Linked DNA regions of Mus musculus: all the other regions are linked to region 5. Evidence: chromatin loops called from intact Hi-C (ENCODE). Cell type or tissue: heart. All regions are shown on one strand. Region 1 overlaps Gtf3c1 (general transcription factor III C 1). Region 2 overlaps D430042O09Rik (RIKEN cDNA D430042O09 gene). Region 3 overlaps Gsg1l (GSG1-like). Region 4 overlaps Gsg1l (GSG1-like). Region 5 holds the start of Gsg1l (GSG1-like).

What was found. Peaks named below come from ENCODE experiments on the same cell type or tissue, not always from the same donor. Only the 100,000 strongest peaks of a DNase experiment are listed, where the experiment ranks them.
Region 1: it touches region 5 in a loop (6-fold over the local background); 17 of 42 quality-filtered maps call a loop at or near these places.
Region 2: a loop joins it to region 5, with 5 times the contacts of the local background. A loop is called at or near these places in 25 of 42 quality-filtered maps.
Region 3: it touches region 5 in a loop (2.7-fold over the local background); 7 of 42 quality-filtered maps call a loop at or near these places.
Region 4: a loop joins it to region 5, with 7 times the contacts of the local background. A loop is called at or near these places in 8 of 42 quality-filtered maps.

What each region holds. Positions count from the first base shown.
Region 1 is chr7:125,672,378-125,677,377 of GRCm38, reverse strand. Gtf3c1 (general transcription factor III C 1) reads left to right here. Exons shown (of 37, transcript NM_207239.1): 9 at 1-77; 10 at 693-895; 11 at 3,185-3,321; 12 at 4,540-4,693. Among named protein-coding and RNA genes, the nearest start is that of Gtf3c1, 33 kb to the left of the region's middle. In heart, a CTCF peak has its summit at 2,280 (motif pointing left); no DNase peak of the experiment used is centred here.
Region 2 is chr7:125,765,137-125,770,136 of GRCm38, reverse strand. The region is part of intron 5 of D430042O09Rik (RIKEN cDNA D430042O09 gene); the gene reads right to left. Among named protein-coding and RNA genes, the nearest start is that of D430042O09Rik, 60 kb to the right of the region's middle. RefSeq lists an enhancer at 4,784-5,000. In heart, a CTCF peak has its summit at 2,989 (motif pointing left); a DNase peak (open chromatin) is centred at 2,986; H3K4me3 peaks cover 343 bases; H3K27ac peaks cover 4,562 bases.
Region 3 is chr7:126,024,648-126,029,647 of GRCm38, reverse strand. The region is part of intron 1 of Gsg1l (GSG1-like); the gene reads left to right. Among named protein-coding and RNA genes, the nearest start is that of Gsg1l, 55 kb to the left of the region's middle. In heart, a CTCF peak has its summit at 2,867; no DNase peak of the experiment used is centred here.
Region 4 is chr7:125,957,497-125,962,496 of GRCm38, reverse strand. It overlaps Gsg1l (GSG1-like), which reads left to right. Exons shown (of 7, transcript NM_001101488.1): 3 at 3,910-4,062. It overlaps Gm51456 (a long non-coding RNA gene), which reads right to left. Exons shown (of 3, transcript XR_003946669.1): 2 at 3,898-4,162; 3 at 2,745-3,384. Among named protein-coding and RNA genes, the nearest start is that of Gm51456, 7.1 kb to the right of the region's middle. In heart, a CTCF peak has its summit at 2,671; no DNase peak of the experiment used is centred here; H3K27ac peaks cover 1,284 bases; H3K27me3 peaks cover 957 bases.
Region 5 is chr7:126,080,682-126,085,681 of GRCm38, reverse strand. Gsg1l (GSG1-like) reads left to right here and starts at 3,271. Exons shown (of 7, transcript NM_001101488.1): 1 at 3,271-3,822. The coding sequence starts at 3,504. In heart, CTCF peaks have their summits at 1,910 (motif pointing right) and 3,213; no DNase peak of the experiment used is centred here; H3K4me3 peaks cover 2,380 bases; H3K27ac peaks cover 1,566 bases; H3K27me3 peaks cover 4,736 bases.

The DNA.
Region 1 (5,000 bases), 410 kb after region 5:
AGGGTCCCGGGGCCATGCAAGAGCCTCAGGGGATGCTGGGTCTGGCTCTCGGCCTCATCACTCCACTCCAGCCAAGGGTAAGGGCTGCTTGAAGCATATGGGGGCATCGGGGCCACACACCCTGGCACAGCTCACCATAGTCAAGGAGCAGTTGTTCAGCTCAGCAGGCACCGGGAGCTCTCCTCGGTCACACCATCATAGATGTGGAGGGGTCGGTCGTATGGTGTGTCCTGGCTTCTTGCAAGGTAGTCAGTCTCCTTGAATAACATTTTTTTTACATGTTTTTACTACTCTCATCCCTTCCCTCGGTCCATTCAAGAGCCAGAGCTTAGTTTACAGAATACTTCTATGGAGGCAGGGATGTTCTCCCAAGTGAGCTGTTACAACCTAGTAACTCTCGCGTATTTGTTTGAGAGTGGATTTTACTACGTGACCTACCTTGAGCTCACTCCCCCACCCTTCCTACCTCAGCTTCCTGAGTGCTGAGCTTTCGGGTGTATAGTACCCTGGGTGGCTTCATCTCTTGCTTTAAAGGTGTGTAGAAAGTGAGTGGTTGATAGACTCATGTTCAGTTTTGTACTCCAAGACTGTAGAGTGAGCCCGAGGAGGTCCCTGGGCTAACCTGCCCTGTCTGCCAAGCAGAGAAGCCCTCCTTGTTTTCCTCTGACCCGCTGTGCCCGCTCTCCTTGCAGGCGGGTGGAAAGTCCTAAATCTGCACCCACTGAAGAAGCCGAAAGCTGCCGCTGAGGAGAGGTCCCGCAGAAGCTCCGCTTGTAGGGATGGCCTGGACACCAGCAGCTCGTCTGAGCTCAATGCCCCCTTCGACCCTCACAGCATGGACAGTCACAGTGGTGACATCGCTGTGATTGAGGAGGTCCGGCTCGATAACCCCAAGGTTAGTAACGACCCTAGAGGCTTGCGGCATGAAGACTCCAGTCTTCTTGGTTCAGTACTCGAATCCAGGGACAGGAACAGGCGATAGTAGTGTCACCTGCCAAACACAGGATGTGAGCCAAGTGACGGCAGCAGTTCCACAGAGACACAGAACCATTTGCTGCCTCTGCCCCATGCTAGGCCTAGTCCCAAGTCTCCAGTGACCTCTGACAAGGTGGTTTTTTCACATAAATTCAGAGGGAAAGTTTGTGTGGTTAATTTACATAGCCAGTATTGCTGTGAAGGCATTTGGCAGCGCTTGGACCTTTGTGATAATCACAGTTAGGCAGCGAGATTGGTGGCAGCAGCAGGTGAAGGCAGAACGCTTTGTTGCTACTGTTGTTATTTGGGGGCAGAATCTCACTGTTGCTCAGCTGTCCCCCACCTCCTAGGCTTAAGCACTGGTGTGGACCAGCAGCCAGGTGACTCCAGCTGCTGCTGCTGTGTTCAGGCTTCACAGCCCGAGGAGGAGAAATATGGAGTCTGCTCTGAGCCATGGGATGGGAAATTGACCTGCTAAGAGATGGCAGCGTGGGGACCTCCCCAGCGTCCATTCTCCCGTCCTGACGTAGCAGGCTGCACTTGGCCCTGCTGTAGAATTGAGGGGCTCTGGGTGATTTGATCTTGACGCTTTCCACCCTTTAGTGCTTGCTAGATGCTGCCCAGTACCTTCTTGTTGGGTCCTCCTAATCCCAATCCAACAGGTCTTCCTTCCTTCCAGAGGCCTGTGCTGCCTGATAAAACCCTCCGTTTGCATCCATGGCTCCCTGAAGGGTTTTGGCAGCACACGGCTCTGCTTCTGCAGTTTCTGGCTACTGCGGCAGCTTCCTCCAGAATGTCGCTCTGAGACATGATGGACAACAGGTCTCCACTTCAGGGACCTTTCTGAAATCCTCTAGATTTCACTCTCTGTTGTGAGAGAACTCTGCCTTACCTGGAGAACCTGTGGTAGGCAGAGAGCAGGCTAAGCTTAGCTGTTCCCACATTGTCACCCCAGTGCCTGAGATGCATTTCCACTTCCTGAAAGTACGACTCTAAGCCATAGCCACCTGGCCACACATGCCCTGTGGCTGCCATGTGATGTCAACAGATATTCTTTTTCATTCAGGTTTCATGTTCAGACTTTACCACATTTTGATGTGATAAAGGCACAGGTTTGTGGTAAGCTCCTAGAAAACAGACCTTAAGGATGAAAGTAGAGTCGGGTTGGGGAGCTGCTGAGATGGCTCAGTGGTTACGAATATTGCCTGCTCTTAGCTGAGAACTTGAATCCAAATCCTAGTACCCAGATGCCAGTTCACAATTGTCTATGGCTCCCAGGGCATCTGATGCCCTCTTCTGGTCACCTTTGGTAGTGCATGCATATGGCACATGAATATACAGGAATGCAGGAACACTCATACACTAAAATAAAAATAAATAAAATATTTTTAAAAATTAAAGTTGTAGGTGAAAAGATGGCTCAGCAGCTTAAAGTACTTGCTACTCTTCCAGAGGACCTGGGTTTAGGTCACAGCACCTACACTAGGCAGCTCACTACCTCCTGTAACTCTAGCTCCAGGGGATTCTACCCTCTTCTGGCCTCTGGGCATCTGTTCACATATGGCAGACACACACACACACATAAATAATAAGGGAAGAAGCCCCCACCTCCATCTTCACTTTCCGTCCTTGTATTCTCCCAGAAACCTATATTGAATTCCCAGCCCTCTCTGCCTCGCCCTCCAGAAAGTTCCTAGTTTTAGATTCAGAGCCTTGTCCTAGTGCACGTGTGTGTGTGTATGCATGTGTGCACATATTTGTTCTGTATGATCCCATACCACTTTTTGCCTCTCTGATCCCTGATTTCTTCTTGGGGCCTGAGAGTAGTAATGAGGGCTCTGCTGAGCTCTCCATGGCCTGACAGCAGCCTTAGCAGGGGTATTGGGCTCTTCCCTCCCATGAGGGACAAGCCAGGTGGGCATGGAGCTACTCTTTGCTTTTGGAAGTGTCCCAGTAGGTGATGCCCCAAGTCCCACTCTGAAACCAGCTGATCCTACAGTCACCCACGATCAGCTGACAGGTACCTCCAATGTTTGTGAACCCTGAAATGAGAGGGTAGTGGGATCTTGTGTAGGGAGCTGGCCTGGCCTGGAACGTTCTCCTTGAATAACAGAACCTGACTTCCTTGAAAAGGAGTGTGCCCCTCGGGTATAGTGTCTGTCTGGTCCTATCCTTTCTGACTCCTGCCTTTGTGTTTCTGTTAATGTAGGAGGGTGGTGGCTCCCAGAAAGGCGGACGGCATGGCTCAAGCCAGGACAAGCCTCACAAAACATACCGACTGCTAAAGCGCAGAAATCTCATCATAGAAGCTGTCACCAACCTCCGCCTGATTGAGAGCCTGTTCACGTAAGTGTACTGTTGTCTCTGTGACTGCCCTTCTCCTCCCTAGCAAGGGCTGGGAGGCCTTGAGCTGTGGCCTTGCTATGTGTGTTTTACGGTGTCTAATTGTGGTCAACAGGATGTAGATTTCCTGTCATTAGCAAGGGTAGACCTAGAGAATGAAAATGCTAGGTGTCTAGGAGCCCACACTGGCTTTTCTCCTAACCTGAGTATTCCTTTTGTGTAGCTGTGTCAGGCAGGATCTAATTGGCTCATGGTTTCTTGGGTTCTTGGTGTGGTCTCATGGCCTTGTATACATGGTGGTAGGAATATGTAGCCAAATCGCATCATCACTTTATGGCAGCCAAGAAGCAGAGAGAGGGCAAGGTCTGCAGCAACCTACTTCCTCCTGCATGCAGGCCCCACCTTACAAAGTCTGCAGTATCACCATCTTCTGGGTCCAGGTCTTAAGCCCATGAGTTGTAGGTGACATAGCACATTTAGACCATAACACTGGGGAATTGTTACAAGAGAAGGGGGACCAAGAAACCTGTGTGCAGTCACGTTGCAAGAGGCACAGACAGGACTGTGTTAAAGACAGAGGAGCTGAGTTTCAGGTCTGGTCTTTGTAACTCTTGGAGCCACCACTCTGTTGGTGCAGCACCTCCAGAGCTCTGAGACCAGAGTAAGAACCATTGGCAGAGGGGCCACCCTACAGTCACCAGCGCTGATCCTGTGCCCTGTCTCTGGCTAGCTGGGGTGCAAGGAACACCTCAGATACATCGTCACCCTGGTCTTTCCTGTGCCATGTGAAGCTTGTCTGGGTGTCCTGGTGTCCATATTGGCCCTGCTTTTCTTTATTAGTGATCTAGAAATGTCACAAGAATCAGAAAGATTGAGAGAGATCAGTAGGATAGAAAGAGGTTCAGACCAAGGAGCAAGTGGTAAATTAGAGTTTTTCTACCTGAATGTTAAAGAAGAGTGCAGAAAACAGGTTTCCATCCTTGCACTCTGTGCCCCTCCCCCCATTCCTTTTCCCTGTAAAGTCATGTGATCTCTGTTGCTGTGGAGCTGCTGTGAGTAATGGCCTTTCTTTAGCTAATTTGTTTAGTCTAGAATGATGTAGTATTTCATATTCCAAAAAGGCCACCTTCATAGGATATGAAAAACTCCTACAGTGTTTCCCTGGTTCCTGATAGACCTCTGTGCCCTGCATGTGAGAGAATGACCTTCTCTGCTATCCAGGATTCAGAAGATGATCATGGACCAGGAGAAGCAAGAGGGTGTCTCCACCAAATGCTGTAAGAAGTCCATTATCCGCTTGGTGCGGAACCTGTCTGAGGAGGGTCTCTTGCGATTGTATCGGACTACAGTCATTCAGGATGGCATCAAGAAGAAGGTAACCTCTTTGGCTTCCCCTTAGCCCACAGAACTAGCTCCATGCTTATGGGAAACATTCTGGCCTGGTGTTTCTTTTCATTGTTGTATACTGATTGATCTTTCTTGTTAGTGATTGGGACATCCAGTTCTGCCTCTTAATGTAGAGAGTAGGAGCCCTGCTGGTAGACTTCCTGTGGAAGCTGGTAGCATTAGAGCAGTGAGTTGGCTTAGGCTGGAACAAGAAGGAAGCAGACCTGTTGCAGTTACACAGGACAGTGTTAGGATCTAGAAGGGTCGTGGCCAGTCTGGGATGTGTCTGTTTCTTC
Region 2 (5,000 bases), 320 kb after region 5:
AACGCACTGTAGATATACTAACACGAAATGGACAGAATCCTTGTAAAGCTTTTTGAACTATACAAGCTGTCCTTGCTGCAGCCTCCCTGCTTTCAAGAATTCTTTGCATCTTTGAGAAAGGAATACCTGTGCTAGGTTTTGGGGGCTAGGGATCACTCCAGAATCTCCCACCTCCACACAGCCCATCACTATGCATCTAGGAAGGACCAAAGGGCCCATATGAACAACAAAAGGAGTGGGTCACATGGAATGATGCCAGTGCCCCAAGCCCAGCTCACCTGGCCTTCTGAGTTAACAAGGAAATGCTCCCCCAATGCCCCCAGATGTTGCAACATCAGATCACATAGAAGGCTTTTAACACTTTTGACTTTTATCCTGAGTACAGAGGTGATGGCAGCTGCAGCCAGTGGAGGGGGGGGGGGGAGGAGAAAAAGCAAGCAGCTAGAGAGTTCCAGAGAGTGGGTGGGGTGGAGATGACTGAGGACAGTGCAGTATGGAAAAGAAACAGCAGACTGTGAGCCAAGGCTGTGGAAGGCACAAAGGCTGGTAGACAAGATGCTACAGGTCTTGGCTTCTAGAAGAAGCTGTCAACCCCAAAGGCTCATGGTCTTGACACAAAGGTTTGAAAGCTACACCACTAGTCATGGTAGCCACTAGAATCCCAGAGCTGGAGCACTTGCTACTGCTTGCTGCCTGCTCCCTGCTACCAGATTGCTTGCAGCTCAGGATCTCACTGGCTGCTGAGTGCTGGACCACTGGCAATTGGTACTCAGAAGAGGGAACCTCTAACCTGTGCACTTAGAGCTGCCTCTGGCTTCTAAGACCTGAAGCTGTTAAGACTCTGTTCTCAGGGCTGAGTCAGTCAGCCCAGCCCCCAAGCCTGCTTGCCTGTCCTGTCCTTTGCCTGCTGGAGAAGCTCCTTAGCTCTCTCTCAGGCCCAAGACTGCCAATACTAGAAACGACTCCCTGCTCACTAGTGATTCCCACCTGAGCAGAACAAAAGGACTCACTCAGCTGGAAGGTGACATGCTGTCACATCGTTCAAGCCACTGTTAGCAAACCAGACCTTACTTGATACATCCAGCACGCAAGGCCTCCATACTAATTCCTACACATTCTAACATGTGTGACTGTTGAACCAATTGGAGCCACTTCCAGGGCCCTATCAGTCCAGCTGAGCCCACAGACACCCTTTCCTCTATCTCTGTGGGCTTGTTTGCCTTCCCACCCTCAATCCCTCTGTGGCTCAAGGATGAGAATGGAACAGGCAGCTGTCTATGAGAGCAAGGAAGGTGTCCTAATAGAGAAACAAGAAGGGCCAGCAGGTCACTGTGTAATGCCTTGGGGCGGTTCTAAAGCCATACACCCTCATTGTCCCACCTTTCCTCTTCACTCCAAAGCCTTGGCTAGCTCCAGCTGTGGTATGGGTTCCCTCTACACATTGCTACTTAGTTCTCCTCTCCAGGCTAAGGAAAGCATGCTATGCTCTTCTCCCTGGGACATTCAACAACATCCTAACACTGAGGCCTGTTGCGCAGAAAGAGAGGATGGGAAAAAAGAATGACCACAGACTTGGGTCAGGCCAAGGAGGAGGTAGCTTGGATCACCAGCCACCCAGCCCCTTTTAGGGCCTTCTGGTCCTTTCTCTAAAGAGAGAAGGGCTTAGACTAGGGCTTTGTATTTCTGAATGCTGCCAGTTGGCCTGTAGTAGTTAGTATTAGCTTTTCCCTCATCTCTTTCTTAAAATCCAGACAAGTCTGGGCAGAGACTGCCAGTCTGTCCTGTTATTAGCCTCCGGAGAAAGCACCTTAGTTCTTGGAATCTCCTGCCTGCCTCTGATCCCAGTGGATCTTTTAGAATTGAGTTCTCCCACCAGAGGAAGATGGAGTATGCTAAGTTAGAGTGGCAGATACCATACCCCCTTTCTTGCCCACCATACTGAGTGATAGTTCTTGGGAGCAGGAGAGATGTGAAATTGGGAAACAGAACAGTGAGGAGTTGGGGTTATCTTGGCATTCTGGGGCACAGGAAAAGACCAGTTGAGAGGCAGGGATTGAGGCCTGTGGTCCCTGGACAATGTGCACTGCTCGAAAGGAAGCTGGCCAGTGACAGTGGGAGGTACACCCTGGCCAGCCTCTGACTTGGCACATCCACAGAAAGAGCTCTACATCCAGCAAGAAGCCAGGATCACAGCCTTCAGCAACTTCCCAGCCTCCTCTTCCTCAGCACAGCTCAGCACAGCAGAGCTTCCCAGTGATGCCCAATATGCAAACACAGCTTTGTTGTCAGCCCTAAGGCCCTTAGTCAGCAGGCCCTCACCAAGCTCTAAGAGCATTGAGTTCCAGATACCAGTGCCCTGCCCCCGAGTCCACTCAGCACCATAGTGAACACTGTAGGTTATGAAGCAACAGTGCTGAAATTAACTCTGTGGTCCAGAAAGCACTCACAACACTGAGTGGGTGCCCAGAGGGTAATAAATAGCTGCCATCTGGCCTGCTCTCCCACCCTAGCCTGGGGAGCCTCCTCTGCCCACAATGTGGGGGCAGCCCCACCCACACCAAGGCTGCCAGATTCTAACCCAGCCCCAGCCACATGCACGCTCCTAGCCTCCCACCTTCCACCTTGCATGGAAGGATGGTGATGATGCTCCGGGCTGGCTCCCCGAATGGCATTCTGCTTCACCAGGAGTGGGTGTTCATGAGCCGCTGCTTTCTACTGCCTACTTGCAAACCCAGACCCTGACAGACCTTTGCAGTACCTACCCTGGAGGAGGATTTAAAAGACTCTCCACACAAACCCCCCAAAGCTGCTCACTTCATGCTCAGCCCACACTCCACCCAGTTCATGCCCGGAGTTATTTGTGTATCTTCGGCACCTCCTCATAGTGTTCTAAGAGGGTGCATTGAAGTGTGCTGTCAAACTCAGAAGAGCAAGTGCAGGGGATGTCCTGTATGCTTGTGCAGGTTGTGTGCTGTATTAATGGCGCCCCCTAGAGGTGGAAGGGCTCTACCAAGCCCCCAAAGACAGGCTGGGTGAGGAGCAGCTCTTCCCAGGTTTGTCAGCTCTTGTCATGATCAGAAGTCAGAAGGTACCAAAAGAAAGGGCCCAGCTTCACAACGTGGAGGTGAGCTGTACTGCAGGTGCTCATATCTGCAGCAACCCAGGATGCAGATGTTGCAGTGAGGGAGAGCCAAGGCCACTTTCATCCCATAGCAAACGTTCTGTGGAGACCTTTCCTGAAAGTCTGGCCCACAGTAAATTGTTGGAAGGCCAATCCCTTCACTGCCGATTTAATGCTGAGAGCCAGTGACGTTCATCAAAGCTGACAGCATTTTGGTAAACGGCGGCTCTGTTGATTAGGCCACTGTCTACCCAAGTATTACAAGGCTGAGGAAGCCATAAATCTTAATCCACTGATGGCGGCAGAGAGATCTAAGGCCCAGAAGCAGCAAGGAAAAGACAAGCAGGGACAGATGCCTAGATATCACCTGCAGGCCACTCCACAGTAAAGGCGGTGGCTTGGGAGCCTGCTGTATTTATCCAGTCAACCTCTAGATCTCCCAACCCCCACTGACTGGGCCATGGCCAGCAAAAGTGATAGTGTAACCTCACTGGCCCTTTATGGTGGGCCCTGCAGTATAAGAGAAACCCTGAAACTAGGGCAGAGCATGTCCCAGTCCTGGTGGGGTGGCTTTTAAGAATTGGCCATTGGCTACTGGGGACATTGCTACTTTAACCTCTGGTTAATCCCTAAGAACAAGGTTATCATGGGTGGTTCTACAGCCTTCTTGCCAAATGAGTTTCAGGCCTGTACTCTTTAGAAAGCCCCTTCTATTGTAGTAGCTAGGCACTAAAGTGTTCCTATTTGCTGGTCTAGACCCAGAAGAAGGAAATTCCATGTACCACTGCCCAGCTGCAGGAAGAGGAGAAACTGTCAGACTGGAACAGTAGACATTAGAAATAAGGAAACCAACCAGGTAGACAAGGCCAGGGCTAAGAATTAAGAGAATTTAAGAATTAGCCACTGGCTTCTGGGGACCCTGCTACCTTAATCACCTGCTTCCTTCTGGCTACCCACAAAGAGGAGCCCAGTCAAAAGGGTGGAAAGAGCTGGGCATGGTGGCTCAAGCCTGTAATTCCAGCATGAGAGAGGTGTATACAGGAGGATCAAGACTTCAAGGTTAGCTGCAACAACATAGGGAGTTCAAGGCCAGCTTGGGCTATATTAGATCCTGTTTCGATTTTCTGTAGAAGGCAAAGGAAGAGCTGAGCAGTGGTGTACTACACCTTTAATCCCAGCCCTCAGGGAGGCAGAGGCAGGTAGATCTCTGAGTCCAAGGCAAGGCCATGCGGTCCAACTCCAGCACCCTAGACAACAGGCTGTAATATCACACACACACACACACACACACACACACACACACACTGTAGTGATTTGAATATGCAGGAGTGGTACTATTAGGAGGTATGACCTTATTGGAGGAAGTGTGCCACTGTGGGGGTGGGCTTTGAGATCCTTCTAGCTGTCTGGAAGCCAGTCTTCTCCTGGGTACCTTCCAATCAAGTTCAATCTAAGAACCTCCAGTGCCATGCCTGCTTGGATGCTGCAATGCTTTACTGCCATGATGATAATGGTCTAAACCTCAGAACCTGTAAGCCTGCCCCAATTAAATCTTGTCCTTTATAAGGGTTGGCCTGGTCATGATGTCTTTTCACAGCAATGGAAACCCTAACTAAGACACACACACACACACACACACACACACACACGCCCTTCCCAGGCTGTTCAAGGTCAGGCAGGATAAGTATCAGGTGACCTCTAGTCACAGCCCACTCAGGTAGCAGACAGCACCACACCAAAGACAACTACTACAGGCCACCTTGAGTAACACAGATGAGCTGGGACACTCAAACAGTTTCTCTTAGAAGTTTCAACCAATTCAGGAGTGCGAAACAGACCTGGAGGGGTGTAGTTGGTTAGTGAAGCCAGCAGAGAGGGC
Region 3 (5,000 bases), 56 kb after region 5:
GAGTGTGGCCCTACAGCATCAATAATAAATCAAGAAGCACAGCAGGCTTGCCTTAAGAGCCAATCTGGTGGGGGCATTTCCTTAATTGAGCTTCCTTCTTCTCCAATGACTCTTACTTGGCTGACACAAAACTATCCCGAACAAAGGGTCAAATGGTAGGTGACAACCTATAGAGTAAAAGTTGGTACTCAAAGACATAGTGTCTGTTGGGTTGGTACCAAGTGCATACTTGTGATCCCTGCACTCACGGAACCAAGAAGATCATGAGGTTAGCCTGGCAATATACAATGAGCTGTCTCAAAAAGCTAGAACTAAAATCCACATATATAGAAGATACAGTGTCTAAGGTGATCTCAGAGTGTTCAGACCTCTGCTTGGTGACAAAGTATGCTGCCCTCAGCGCCACCACTGGCCCTGTAGTGTCAACATACTTTCTTGTGTTCTCTTCCCTCTTAAGTCCACCAGACGCGTCCCATTCCCATCTCCCCTTCCACGTGCTTGCTGGTATGCTGGCTGCCCGTCCTTCAGAGCATTTCTCTGTAGACTTCTTGAAAAGGCTGGGAAGGGGGTCTTTGTTTCTTGCAGTCATGTCCTCACCCGCCTTGAATGTTCCAGGCAGTGAGGATACAGCAGTGAACTAGATTCTTGTGTCCATGAAGCTTTGTTGGTTGCTGAATCCAGCTGACGTCCAGGCGGATGCTGTCTTGTTTAGAAGAGCCAGGGTACCTTTCTCTGATGAGAGGGCTCTAGGGTGGCTGATGCCCCAAGATGCTTTGCTGTCAGAACAGAGGTTGTGTGAGGCCTGGGTTTTGCCTTCCTGGCTCATTGCTCTGTAACCAGAACCAAGAACCATACCAGGCACATAGTAGGCCTTCAGTAAAGTTTGGGGGAATATAGCTGCATTGGGTATGAAGCACTGATGTTGCTCACCTCGGGGGCAGTTGCTTGTATTTATCATTGTGTGTTCTACAGGAGGGGGCATTGCTATGATATGTTCATATGCATGTTGCATGCTTTGGCCACTTTCAACTCCCCTCCTCCTTCCCACATTCTATTTTCATGTTTTAAAATTTATTATTATTATTCATCATTAACGTGTGTGTGTGTGTGTGTGTGTGTGTGTGCGCGATGTGTATGGGTATTAGTGCATGTGTAGAGTCTACACAGTGCATGTGTGGAGGTCAGGGACAGCCCTATGGAGTCAGTTCTCTCTTTCTACCATCTATGGGTCCTGAGAATTCAACTCTGGCCTGCAGGCTTATTTATGCTCAAGCTCCTTTACCCACAGAGCTGTCTCTTCTGTTCTCTTTCTTCCTGTCAACTCTAGACTTTGCATGAAAGGAAACACACAATTTTTGTCTTTGTGGTACTGATTTTTATTTAACATGAAGATTTCCAGCTTTATCAATTTTCCTGAATATTTTCATTCTTTATGGCAGAGCAGAACTCCATCACATGCCCCTCCACCCACCTCCCTTCCCAGTTCAACTCTTCCTGGGTGCCATGTCTGGTCCTAGAACTCTACACTTGTGAATACTCCTGTGATAAGTGTAGGTAGGCAGGGAAGGAAAAGTATTTTTTAGGACTCAGAATTAAGCACTTCTAGGTAGCTTAGTATATTGACTTTGATTTTGATTCTTGAGAGAAAGCAGGGGGCAGGGGAGAGACAGGGAGGGAGAAGAAGGAGAGAGAGAGAGACAGAAAGAGAGAGATAGGGAGAGAGAGAGAGAGAGAGAGAGAGAGAGAGAGAGAACAAACTATGTGTGGGGTTAGGTGTGCAATCTCCAGGCTATTTCAGATACTGTCTACACACAGTCACCGCTAAAGTTCTGTGGACCAGTGCATTCTGTGGACAGCTAGGGTAATAAACAAACAAATAAACAAACAAACAAGACTTGTAGATTTGCCCCCATTCTGTTCCTCCAGACTCTGGGCAGTGACGACCTTCTGGTTGCTAGGTCTTCACCCTGTCTATAATTCTATAAATAGCCACAGTACACCCCTGGGATGGCACCATCTGTTTCCTGCCAGGCCCCAGTGACCCAGATGGCAGGCATGTCAATTCTCTCTCAACCAGACAACAAATTGCCTAACTACCCATTCCCATAGGCTCTCTTCAGTTACCAGAGACCACTGACATCTTGAGTGGGTGACTGATTCAGGCTGTGTGCTGAGTCCCACTTGTGAGTCTCTGAGGGCCACTGCCCTGGTAAGGAGGGCATCCTCTAAGTTTGTGGGAGTGAACACGCCCCATCACTTCTGGGATTCAAGAGTCTATGCATCTATTTCTTTAGACACAATGACCACTGGTGGGGGGGGGGGCAAGCAAGCCATCCTCTCGCAGCTGAGGACCCCTCTCAGACTCCAAGTCACACAACAGTTCCATAAGGTCTGGGACACCCTCCCATTCTTCTTCCTATTGGAATACCAGATTCCTACGGGAGTTAGGTGTCTTTCCTAGGCAAGTACTCCCCAGGTGCCCTGCTGTTCTTCTAGGTGCTGCTTAGAAGGCTCAAACTGGCATCCTCTGGCATTCACTCCCTGTCACCCCAGCACAGATATCTTCCACTGAAGCAGGGCCATATCACTCTCTTGTGGAGCACTGGGGACACTGTGGGACTTTTAGGATTGTCCTTCCTGGGGACAGGTGCTGTCTTCTCTGTCTTAGAAGGTCAAGTTGGAGGGTGATTGACACCCTCTAGTGCACATTTGAATCATCTGAGGGGTTTAGACCCGTGAAATCAGTCTCTGTGTGGGGCCCTTTCCCTAATGGAGACCTCTTAAATCTAATGATTCAGGACCCTTCCTATCCTCTCCAGTTCATGGTCTGAGAAAGAACACTGCCATCAGGTGGCAGTAGCTTGACAGTACTTGGGTCTGGCCTTAGGCTCATCTGTATGTTCGTGATGAAAGGGTCAGTGCACTTGTCTTTGGTTTTATATGCATCATAACCCTTTAATTAAACGTATCAACTTAATAATACCTGACACATTGATGCTAGTGCCGTAAGGGCCACTTGTAAATGCAGCAAATCAATATGGCGCCAGGCAGCATCTCCCCATTAATGTCTAGTGATTAATCTCTATTGGTGGGGGATAAGCATCTCTCCTGTTCAGATATTAGCGTTAGACCGGTTGTTGAAGTGTCCTGTTTTCCTCATGTCACCTCTACGATTTCTCCTTAAATGTCAGCTTTACCCTGCAAAAGCAGTGCATGGCCATATCAGCTCAAACATCTCTTTAGCTTTGTGAAACAGAAACAAAAGTGCGAGTGCCATTTATTTATCCCCATGTCTATTTCCCTAACTGTTTAGAGTTAAGTTCCCAGGGGGATTCTTTACAGGATCCAGCTGCAAGACACAGCAGCAGCAGCTGGCACCGTAGGAAACTGGCATAGCAACGAAAAGAGAGGGCTGGGTTATTTCAGGGCCTGGAGATCAGAGTCTGTGGTCCTAGGCTGTACCCCATTACCTGCTGGCTCTGTGGTCTTGGGTAAGTTACAGAACGTTCAGAGCTTTGGCTTGTTACTAAAGTAGGGATTCTTGGTGGTTGTTCCCGGTGAAAAGGAATGCAAGTGGCTTCTCGTGAAACCACTTCGCAAACACGAAGGGACAGCATCAAACAGACAAAAGGCAGGGTGATGGTTACTTTTCTGTTACTGTGGTAGAATACCGTGAGCAATGCAATTTGTAGACGAGAGAGCTTATTTGGGCATGTAGTTGCACAGGGATAAGAGTCCAGGATGGCCAGGAGGCATGGCGGCAAGTGGCAGACATGGCAGCTGGGGCGGAAGCTCACTCTTTAAACCACAAGCAGAAAGCAGAGAATGATCTGGTAACAGGTCCAATTCTGTCGCCCATACTTCCTCCAGCAAGAGCATGTCTCCTAAGCCTACCTGTCTTAGTAGGGGAACTATTGCTGTTATGGAACACCATGACCAAAAGCATCTTGGGGAGGAAAGAATTTCTTTGGTTTATATTTCCACACCACTATCCATCACTGAGGGAAGTCAGGACAGGAACTCAAACAGGACAGGAACCTGGAGGCAGGAGCTGGTGTGCAGGCCATGGAGGGTGCTGCTTACTGGCTTGATCTCCATGGCTTGCTCAACCATGCTTTCTTTCAGACCTCAGAATCCTTAGCCCAGGGATGGATCCACCCACAATTGACTGGGTCCTTCCATGTCAATCACTAATCAAGAAAATACCCTACTAACTTGCATACAGTCCAATCTTACGGAGACATTTTCTCAATGTTTCCCATCTCTCAAATGACTCTAGCTTGTGTTAAATTGACATAAAACTACCCAGTGCACAATCCGAACAGTGCCACCAACTAAAGACCAAATATTCAAATGCCTGCAACCATGGTGAGGGTGGGGTGGGGCGGGCATCTCATTCAAACCACTACAGACAAAACCCAAAAGCATCAAACTACAAGGGTCAAAAACCCACAGCTGACAGAAACTTAATGGAATGAGACGAGCCCTCCCCGTAAGACCAGGGACAGGATGAGGGTGCCCACCCCTGCTGTTTCTAGTCAACACTTTACTGTAGGTGGTCACAAAAAGAAATGAAGGAGATAGGGATTATAAAAATGGAACACAACTGTCTCTTCTTGGACATGACACGAGCCTGTATTTTGAACAATAAATCCTGGAACGCAGTAAGAATCACCAGACTGGTGCATAAGTTCAGTGTGACAGCAGCACGTAGCGTCTACATCCAAAAGCAATCATATTTACGGATGCCAGCAACAAATTACCCAAATGTGGGACAAAGGGAACAGTTCCGTTAACAATTGTGAGCTGGTGAAATGGGTGGAAAATGTAACAAAAGAACACAAAGCCTAGTCCTTAAAACTACAGAGTGTTGAAAGAAATGCAGGTTGACCTAAGAAGACCGAGGAGATCTCATTGAGCTGGTTCCTCTGCCCCAGGCGCTCTCCAGGTTCAACCCAATCCTGAGCTTTTCTGCAGAAGCCAAGAAGTTGGTCCTAAAA
Region 4 (5,000 bases), 120 kb after region 5:
TTTCCTTCATGTCAGGCTGGCAAATATTATTCCCCAGCCCCAACCCCCACACCTGATTCTTTCCCAGAGAGCCTATCTCTGCCTGGAAGTCCCATCTTTTCTCTCCTGTCCTGCTATAGGCCATCAGCTCTTTATTAAACCAATCAGAAGGTGATGGAGACAAATGTTTATAAGATACTCAGGCAGGTGACAATCCAGTAAAAACAACAGTACCAAGGTCAAGGTCCTTGTACTCTATCCGGTGCCAGTACAGAAATCAACATCTGAATAATACAAAGACAACCTTTACACAGTGCACAAAAAAGATTATCCCAACAACTCTTATGTGCCCCTTGAGAGTGATGTTGTTTCCTTGGTGGTCAGGGCATCACTAGAAAGTCAGAAGAAGGTGCCAGTGTGGAGCACACCTGGATCTAGGGCCCGAGGTTGGGTTGCTGAGGATGGAGTATCTAGCACCCGTTCCCCAGAACTAGGCTGGGCTGATTGGCTAGAGTAGCTCCTTATCTTCTCACTGGGCTCAGGAGCACTTGCATGAGGGCTCCACCCATCTAACCCCAGAGCCAAGAATCATAACAACAGGATGGGCATGGTGGCACATGTAATCCCAGCACCGTGGAAGGGGGATCCAGTGCTAGGCTAGCCGGGGCTATACAGTCTTATCTCAAAAACAGAAGAAAGATAATAATCATAGAAATTGTAATTGTCATGCCAAGAGTAGCAACAACAGCCATGATAAAAGTGGGCACGAGGTATTCATTACAGAGCCAACGATAAGGGAGCCTGGTGTCCCACAAATCTCTAGTGCCCATAGAAGGCTTTGTGGCACATGGAGCCCTTTCTGTTCACCCATCTGAACATGCATTTTCCTCTGTACCCTCCAGCCAGGGTGGCCAGTGAGGAGTGAAATGAGACCCTGGTAGAGGCAGCTCTGAGATACGGCTTCCCAACACATACCCATCTGTCCTTCCTGCTTCCCCACATCTCACCCATGTCTCTTGGAGGCATTTCCTCAAGAAGGACTGCAGTGACTACTGTTCTGGGGAATAGTCACTTCCTGGATCCTCCTCCCACATACCCATTCCACAGAAGAGATCACTGAGGTTCTGAGTGGGCCTCTGCTAGCCAGTGAAACAGCCTTGATTTGATCCCAGGCCCCTAGAGTCCCCAGAGTTTCTGGGCAAGGACAATCCCTTCAGAAGCCCGCTCTGCCATTCTTGGAGGCAGGAATGGGAAGCAGCTAGTCGCATGCATAGTCAAGCACAAAGAGAATGAATGAATGAATGAATGAATGGATGGATGGATGAATGTTTTCTGGAAGAGAATGGGTGTATGCTTGCTGGCCGCTCAGCTCTTTCTCTACTCACACAACCTAAACCCAAAGAACGCTGCCATCCACTTAGGCCACTGTCTCACATCAATTGATATAACTAAGATAAACCCCTCAGGCACACCCGAGGTCCAACCCATTCTGAGCACAGAGACTCTCTTCCCAGGTGGCTCTAGATTGTGTCACGTTGACAGCATTCACTAGCCTCACCTTCCCAGCTTTGAGCCAGCCATCTCTCTTGTAGCCAGCTCTCCCAGCACTGAGTGGTCTTGGGTCCATCTCCAACCTGCCAGGCTTGGCTCAAACATCCTCTAGCAAATCAACGTGGCGTAGATGCAAATGCATGTTGGATGGATCTCCATTCCCACTGTTTACTCTCCACACCCTTCCATGGACCTACAAGTTCACCCTCCCCGTCAACGCCATCTTTAATCTTGATCTCTGTCAGAAGCCCCTGGGCTCCTCCCACAAGTCAGCATGTTCCTTCCACACAAAAGCATCAGCAGGTCGGTGACCAGGTCCCTCGCTGGGCTAACTTGAGTCTTACACAGTACCAAGAAACTGTTTCTCTTCAGTGCTGGCACCATGGCTCTGAGTATGACCCCCACTTTGAAGATGAATAAACTGAGGCACAGAGGTTCATTCCTGAGTCCTGAGTGGGAGTGGCAAGGAACTTGGACTGGCCAGATAGGAATTGTGTGCTCAAGACATGGTGCCAGGATAGGGGTCTGCAAGGAAACCAGGTAGACCAGAGGAAAGCAGGTGCTGTGCAGGTGGCAAGCATAAAGGAAGAAGAGAGGGTGACATTGTAGACATGTGTGGGGCAAAAATGGGGTCCTGCGTCTGCTCGGGGCTAGGGCCACTGGGTGAGGTGGACGCTGGGTGGGGTTTGACTGTACGAAACCCCATAGAACCACCGAGCAGGCGTTGGACTGTGAGAAGCCATGGGATCCCTCTCCGGGGTTGAGGAAAGAGAACACTCTGAGGTCCTCGCGGAACTGCTGGAGTCGGGGCTCCTGACTCTCAGGCACCACAGAGGAGCCAGTTCTGGGATCCCTGGGCTGCACAGAGGCCAGGGACGACAGGTTCTCGCTCTTGGACATTCCAGACGCCACTGTATGTCGCAGAAGAGCTGGGAACAGGTGGGGACCCTCAGGCGGACTCTGATCCGGGGGCGGGGGGCTGGGAGGCGGGGGGGGGGGGAAGAGTAGGAGGAGAGCTGTGGCAGGTTTCAGCAGGGAGGAGAGAGTCTGGCTAGTTCAGGTGGCTAGTTTGGCTGGCAGCTTGGTTTGGCTGCTGGCGGCAGTGGCTGATAACGCAGAGCGCCTCCTGGAGGGAGGTTAGATGCGCAGTTCTTCAGGGGAAGACCTGCTCCATTGCTGCAGCACGGAGGATCGCGATGAGACGAGGCAGTCCATGGTTTTAAGACGTTTATTGTAGAAAGGGAGAGAGTAGAGAAGCAGAGGCTAGCCAGGGCCATGTGGATTGGGGGGGGGGGGGAGGCAGAGAGAAGGGGAGCAAGGGAGCAAGAGTCAGAGCAAGAGAATAAGAGGTAAGATAGCAAGAGAACGAGGAGGGGCAAACAGCTCCTTTTATAGTTGCTTGGGCCATCCTGGCTGTTGCCAGGTAACTGTGGGGGTGGAGTCCAGACTAGATATTAGGAGCTTGGAGCATTGCCTACATGACCGATGGCTACACACTTCTGGGGGGAGGGAGAGTTGTGGGAGGCTGTAGCTGCAACAGGAGCCAGGGGCCCAGGAGGCATGGCCGAACACCTTCCGTCCTTTAGGGTCACCAGGTTTCCAGGCCTGTGCTCAAATGGGGACCAGGCTATCTGTGCACAGCTCACTGCTCCACAGACAGGAAAGCTAGCAATGTTAGCAGCCCAAGGTGGGCTGATATGGGGAAGAAACTGTGGCAACCCAGAAGACACACCAAACCACTAGAAGGGCTGGAGGGGCAGCGTCCTTCGGGAAGGGCCGGAACTGGTGATTTTTCTCACTGGAACCCTGTGACCTCCCGTCCTGGACTATCTCAGTGACATCATGCTCAGAGTCCTAGAGGAAGGCAGTAACAGGTCAGTGCTAGGTCAGTGACCAATCATCTGTGTCCAGGAGAGCAAGCTCACAGCCAAGCATGGCAGCACCTGGGAGAACCCAAGTCAAAGTCATGGACCCAGCAGTAGTGCTTTCCAGAAACAAGCAGGGCAGGGTACAGGGGAGAATGTAGGGCCAGCAAAGGTGTAGGCAAGGCTTGTGGTCAGGTAACGGGGTTTAGGGACCTTTGTGGCTCAGGTAACAGAGGGTCTCTCTACAATGGACTTAGCAATAGAAAACTTGCCCATGTAGAGTCTAGAGCAGGGTGCCCCTCAGGGCTGGGATGAAGGGACCCCATAAAGACTCCTCATTTGGATCCACTTTATACCCGCAGTGCCAACCTCATCCCACGCTGGTCCTTCAGGGCGCCATAGCATGGGAGCACATAGAGCTGCATTTGGGTTTGCAGTGACCTGCTGTTCTCAGTGGGTGGTGCTGGCCTGGTGAGGTGGACAGCCTCTCACCTGCTCTTACCTGTCTCTCCAGGGGTGCTGTGGCTGTCGGTGGTCTCTGAGGTGCTCTACATCCTTCTGCTGGTGGTCGGCTTCAGTCTCATGTGTCTTGAGCTCGTCCACTCCAGCAGCGTCATAGACGGGCTGAAGCTCAATGCCTTTGCTGCGGTCTTCACGGTGCTCTCAGGTAAGGAGCGTGGGAAGTAGCATGGTGGGGGGACACAACTGCTTATCTCCTTTTGCTCAGCACCAGGGGATGCTGTGTCCCCCAGGGCCTGGGCACAGCCCTGTGAGGATGGGAGAGCACAGGCTATTGCATCTCCTCTGAGCCCTGACCTACTGTTTATAAATATCCACAGTATGGGTGCCACAAAGGACAAGCATACACAGCAAGGGCCAGCCTTGTGATGCTTAGCATGATGTGGGGTGCAGTGGGTTGTGTGTTTGACTTGGGCATGAGACAAGGGGGTGATAGGAAGGGGTGCATGGACAGGGCTACAGAGGAGAGGACCCCTTCTGGCTGACATTGATGTTTAGTGGTAGAGCACATTCATAGCATGCCTGAAGACCTAAGTTCCATCCCTAGCAATGAGGGCTAGGAAAGGAAGACAGGTACAAGGAGGGAGGGAGAGAAGGAAAGGAGGAAGGAAGAAAGGAAAAGACTTCTCTCTCTTGAGCTTCCTCCTATGGGGGTGCTAAGGAAGAAACCCACCTCCCATAGGATTCAGAGAAATTGAAAAAGAACACACCAAAAACGGATACTGGCCCCAAGGGCCAGGTGTCTAGAATGACATCTCCAGACCCATGTCCCAGAGGGCTGAGCAGGGAGTGCCCTGGAAGAATATCAAGGTATTGTCACTGTCCCCAAAGCTGGCTGGGGACACACATCCCTTAAAAAGCCACATGCAAATTGAATTTCTATAAACCCTACAATCCCATTCTTCATGCGCTGGAAGAGCTGCCGTGGAATGAAACGGGAGCAAGGAGCTCCTGACAAGGGGCATAATCACCTCTAATTGAGGTATATATAGAAACCAGAGGGATTTCTTAAAGAACAGAGAGCTGAATTCAACGAGTTACAGCCTGCTCCCCAGATGCACTGCGAGGACCTGGGTAATTCAATTT
Region 5 (5,000 bases):
GAGAAGCCGAGAACCTGCGTTTTTATGGCAAATCTTGGATTCTTGAATGTGGCCAATGAGGAAATGTTGGCGCATATGGTACTAACTTCATCCAAGCCAAACCAAACATGCTTCTGGCCGGATTTGAACCGCTAGCTGCCAGTGTAGGGGATCTGGAGGGCCCCAGGCCCATCAGAGAAACAGGTCTGAAGATAAACCTCACCGTTTAGATTAATTCACTAACACTGGGGGTCAGAGAGGGAGCGACAGCAGTTGCTAGGGCAGCAGGAGTGGAGGTCAATCGTAGGAAGGACACTCAGGATGAGGTGGCAAGGCCATTCCAGTGGGAACAGCTTGATGGATGTGCAGAGTCAGGGACCACAGAGGAGTTTGGTGTTGTCATGTGCTGTACCACAGAGCCGCAACCACAGTGAGATGTGAGCAGAGATGTGAGCAGAAGCCGGTGGTGTTCGCAGGGCAAGCCGAGGTGAGACGGGGCTGAACCTTCTGCAGCAGGTGCAGAGGTGGGCAGCTCAGGTGAGGGCTGGGGACAGGAGCCTATTGGCCGGCCTTGGCTGCGTCAGTAGGATGAAGTGAGTACCAAGGTCTTGGGTGCAAATTCCTAGTTCCTTAAACCATACCCAACCCTTGTCTGTTACCAAGGTCAATGTAGCTACGACTGTTAGTTCATTATGTAGCCCAGGATTCCCCGGAACGCATAATCCTCCTGCCTCAACTTCTGGGGTTACAGGGTGTGCCACCCTGCCTGGATGCAGCTCTGCCATTATTTGGTATGAAAATATCCATGGTATCCAAAGGGCTTTCTGATACATTGAGAGGGTTTTCAGGAAGGCATACCTGAAAGGTAGCTCCTCCTACTGGTCTCTACTATCAGCTCTGGTAGAACATTCAGCAAGCACAAAATCAATCCCAATTTGAATTTTTCTCTATGAGCCCCTGACCTTGCAGATGCCCCTGAAAACCTCCTTACATTCCGTGTTCCATTTTGCCTTAAACAAATCATGCTGGGTCTGCCTTTCAAATCACCCCAGGAGGGACTGGTTGCGGCTCTGTGGTACAGCACTTGCCTAGCAGACATGACCCTGGGTCCCATCCAACCCTGGGTTTCATTGCCTAGAGCAAGCAAGCAAACAGAAACAACCCAGAGCTTTCTTGGCCTTTGGATGATCCTGCCTGAACCCCTGGTGTCACTTACCTACCCCTAGCTGATCAGCAGCCATCTTTATTCACTTAGCAGCTGGAGTGGGTCTTCTCCAGATCATTGGACTCTGCCCAGACCCTCTGCAGGCCCCACATGACTCAGACCTCTGTGATCTGTCCTCTGCTGTTCCCTTGCTGTCCCTTGTTCAGGCTGTGCTCCCTCCCTCCAACCCCCAACCCGCCAGGGTGTCAGGTTTTTGCATTGGCCATTGGTTCCCCTGCTAGGAACTTTCTTTCCCTGGCAGAGAGCCTCCTGGTGTCTCCCGGCTTTGCTCCAATGCACCTTCCTATGACACCTTCCTCCAAGCTCCGCCCACATCTACCCCTCCCTGCCCTTCACCCCTGCACAGGCAGCCTGTGCTGGTCTTATTAATGTCACTCATGTTCTCTCTTCTTTCCTGAGCTGAGCATACAGTGGCTGCTCAGTGAGCAGGTGGTTGGGTACCCCTGACAGGATATCACAGCGGGTCTCTGCTTCCTCTGGGTGTTACTTAAGAAGAGTAGTCCCTGAGACTTTTCCTCTGGGCTCTCCTTGCTTTGAACTCCTCCCCGCTTCCCGCCCCAGAACAGGGTTCCCAGCTTGAAAGAAACGTGCCTTGCCACATGAATACTAACTGAGTCTCAAGGCCAAGGAAGTGTCACGTCAGTGCACACCCCAGGGCTGCATTTAAACGTGGACAGGCTCAGATGATACATATTGCATGCCTGTTGAGGGCAGCAGATTCCTTGTGGTCGTTCATTCACATTAACCAATACTCGAATGCACCATTGCAATCCAGAAGTTCTCCTGAAAATAGTTAGAAACTCCTTGTTTGGGGCCAGAAAGAAGCTCTGATAAGCAAGTGCAGGGCTCCCCTGGCTGTCCTCACACCAGCATTGCTTTAGTCTCTCCTGCCCCCAGGCAGAGTGGCAGCAGCTGGCAGTGAGTGGGGCTCACCCACAGGAGTAAGGCAATTCGTAATCTGTTAACCTTGAATTCTGCAAAGCCTGCCACTCGGCAAGCTGGGGGTGGCTGGAGTCATTCTTGGCTTGGGCAGAATTCAAATTAGCTCCTGCAATCAATGTGCAATTAATGGTTGCACACCCTGGGCATCCAGGCACTGTGCCCCATGCAGTGGGAAGAGTGAAGGGTGTAGCTTCATCTTAGAGCAGAGGTGGGGTTGGGGGTGCTCACAGATGAGCAATCCTAGTTTGAGAAAGAGATGCTAAAAAGGTCTGAGTTTCGTCAACTCCTTGGCCCAGATATTCCTAATAGTGTCAGCATTTACTGAGTGCCTACTGTGTGCCAGATGCCTTCCCCACCTCTGGCTCTGGAACACATTCTTTCCTTTTTATAGATACAGAAATCGAGGGTCAGAGAGAGCAAGTGTCTTGTTCAAAGTCACACAGCTGGTCGAGTCCTGGATTTAACTGACTGCAAAGTCAGGATGGTTAACCAACCCTGCCCGGCCAGTCTTAAGCATTCAGCATTCGCAGACCTGCAGGACACCACCTTTTGGCGACCACGACTTGCTGTTCTTTTTGTGGCCTCTTGAGTCATGTTCTGGGTCTCTGGTGTGGATAGCCTGGGTGGAGAAGCCCTGTTTGTCACATCCTATGCTCGCTTCCTTGTGCAGGCTGCCTCTTTGCAAGCTCTCTGCCCTCCTGTGTGGTGACAGAGAGCCTGTGGATAGGAATTGGTCTCAGATAGCAAGGGTGAGCAGGGACAAGCCTTTCAAACGCTGAGGCTCTGCATCCCCATCCCTTCCTAAGCTCCAGATGGGTCTTGCAGCCTTTGCAGAGGCCCCTGACAGTCTAAAGACCCACAGAAGCTGCCTTGTCACTTATCTGGCAGGGCTGTGTGGGTCTGGGTGAGAGGTCTTCTCCTGCCTTGAGTGAGGCTCCTTTGGGAGCGTCTTGCCTGGGATCTCTCACTTGTCCCTCTCCACTCCCGCGCGGATCTGTCCCCCGCCCGCGCCCAGCGTGGCGCGCCCCCTCTCCGCGCGCGGGCGGGCGCTGAACAGTGTCGCCGGCCGCCTGCAGGTGTCTCCCCACGGAGGGGCGCGCGTCCCTGCGCCGTGGCCGCTGCCAGGCGCCCGCGGCTGCTCGCCGAAGCGCACTCGCGCTCCGGGCTCCGGGCGCGCTGGTCGGCTCCACTCTGCGGCCCCAGTCGCCCCGCGTCCTCGTCGCCCCGCGTCCCCGCCGTGGGCCATGGGCCTGCGCCGCGAACACCGTCGCCGACCGCAGGCACCTGAGCCCCGGGGCGGGCGCTGACGCGGGCACCGCTGCCAACTTCGCGCGGAGCTGCGGGCGGCGCGGGCGGCATGAAGACGAGCCGCCGCGGCCGAGCGCTCCTGGCCGTGGCCTTGAACCTGCTGGCGCTGCTCTTCGCCACCACCGCCTTCCTCACCACGTACTGGTGCCAGGGCACGCAACGGGTGCCCAAGCCTGGCTGCGGCCAGGGCGGCGGCGCCAACTGCCCCAACTCGGGCGCCAACGCCACGGCCAACAGCACAGCCGCCCCCGTCGCCGCGAGCCCGGCCGGCGCGCCCTACAGCTGGGAGGCGGGCGACGAGCGCTTCCAGCTGCGCCGTTTCCACACTGGCATCTGGTACTCGTGTGAGGAAGAGCTCGGTGGCCCGGGTGAGTGCTGGCGCGGGGCTCCCCGGGGACGCGCGCCCGCTGGTCCCGGACCGGGGAGGTGGCGCGTCCCGGTCCCCCGCGCGCGCACCCTGGCTGCGAGTTCCAGTGCGTGCGGTCCCTCTTCGGCCTGAAGTCATTTCCCCGTGTACCCCTCCTTGCTCCCATCCGCCCGTCTCAGCTCGGGAGGTGATAGTGGGGGCCGGGGACCTTTGCTGTAGGCAACCCTTCCCACCGCAGATCTCCGGGGCCAGGAACCCAACGGTTCTGCTACTCTCAAGCTGCGCTAAACGTCTACGATAGGGCTGGAGAAAGCAGGGGATAGAGGAGTCTGATGAGCACCCTTATGTCCTTCCACTAGCCGGGGTATCCTGGAGCCCTCCCAGGAGTGGATGCGGGAGTGGATGGTGTGGGAGGGAGGGAGAGAAGGGAGGCAGGCGGGAAAACAGGCAACTTAGGCACTGGAGCTGAGGGATCCTGGCTTAGCACAAGTCTCTTTCAGAACTGGGGAGGGGGCAGGCTTTTCAGAAAGTAGACCGACACTTCTGTCCCCTCACCCAGACATATGGGGCTGAAGTGAATACCCCCAAAAGATAGCAAGTCTGGAGCACTCAGGGGACCTCTGCCTGATAGGGGACTGTGCCATATGGTGGGTGGTACTGGCTATGGATTCAACCCACAGCTTTCGGGTAGTAAGCCACTGTTCTGGCAGGATCCCTTTGGAAGCGCCGTCTCCCCCTTTATGTAGCTGTATCTTCCTCACACTCAGCATAGTCTAAAAGCCTCCTGTCTAAAACTTCTTGCTTCCACAAGCCTGATCCTCCCACACCACAGCAGCCACGGAGCACGGTAGACATGTGCCCCCTCCAGGCTCAGGTCTCCATAGACCTTCATACACGACAGCCCAAAGAATGAGAAGGGATGACCATGGGTCCTCCTCCAACTGCAGGCAGCAGTTCCTGAGATCTGGGAGGCCCTGCCCTGGGGGACATGCCACCCTACAGTGCCTGGATGGGCCTTGTCCCTGGCAGCTTGAGGCAACCTGCCCTGCCTTTGTAGTGTGCCTGGGCTCTCATCGGAGCCTGCTGGCTGTCCCAAAAGCTGTCTGAAGGCGGCTGCCCATAAGCTCTGTAGCCATCCCTGGCTCCGTGCTTTGAGCAAGCATCCCAAGCTTTATGTCC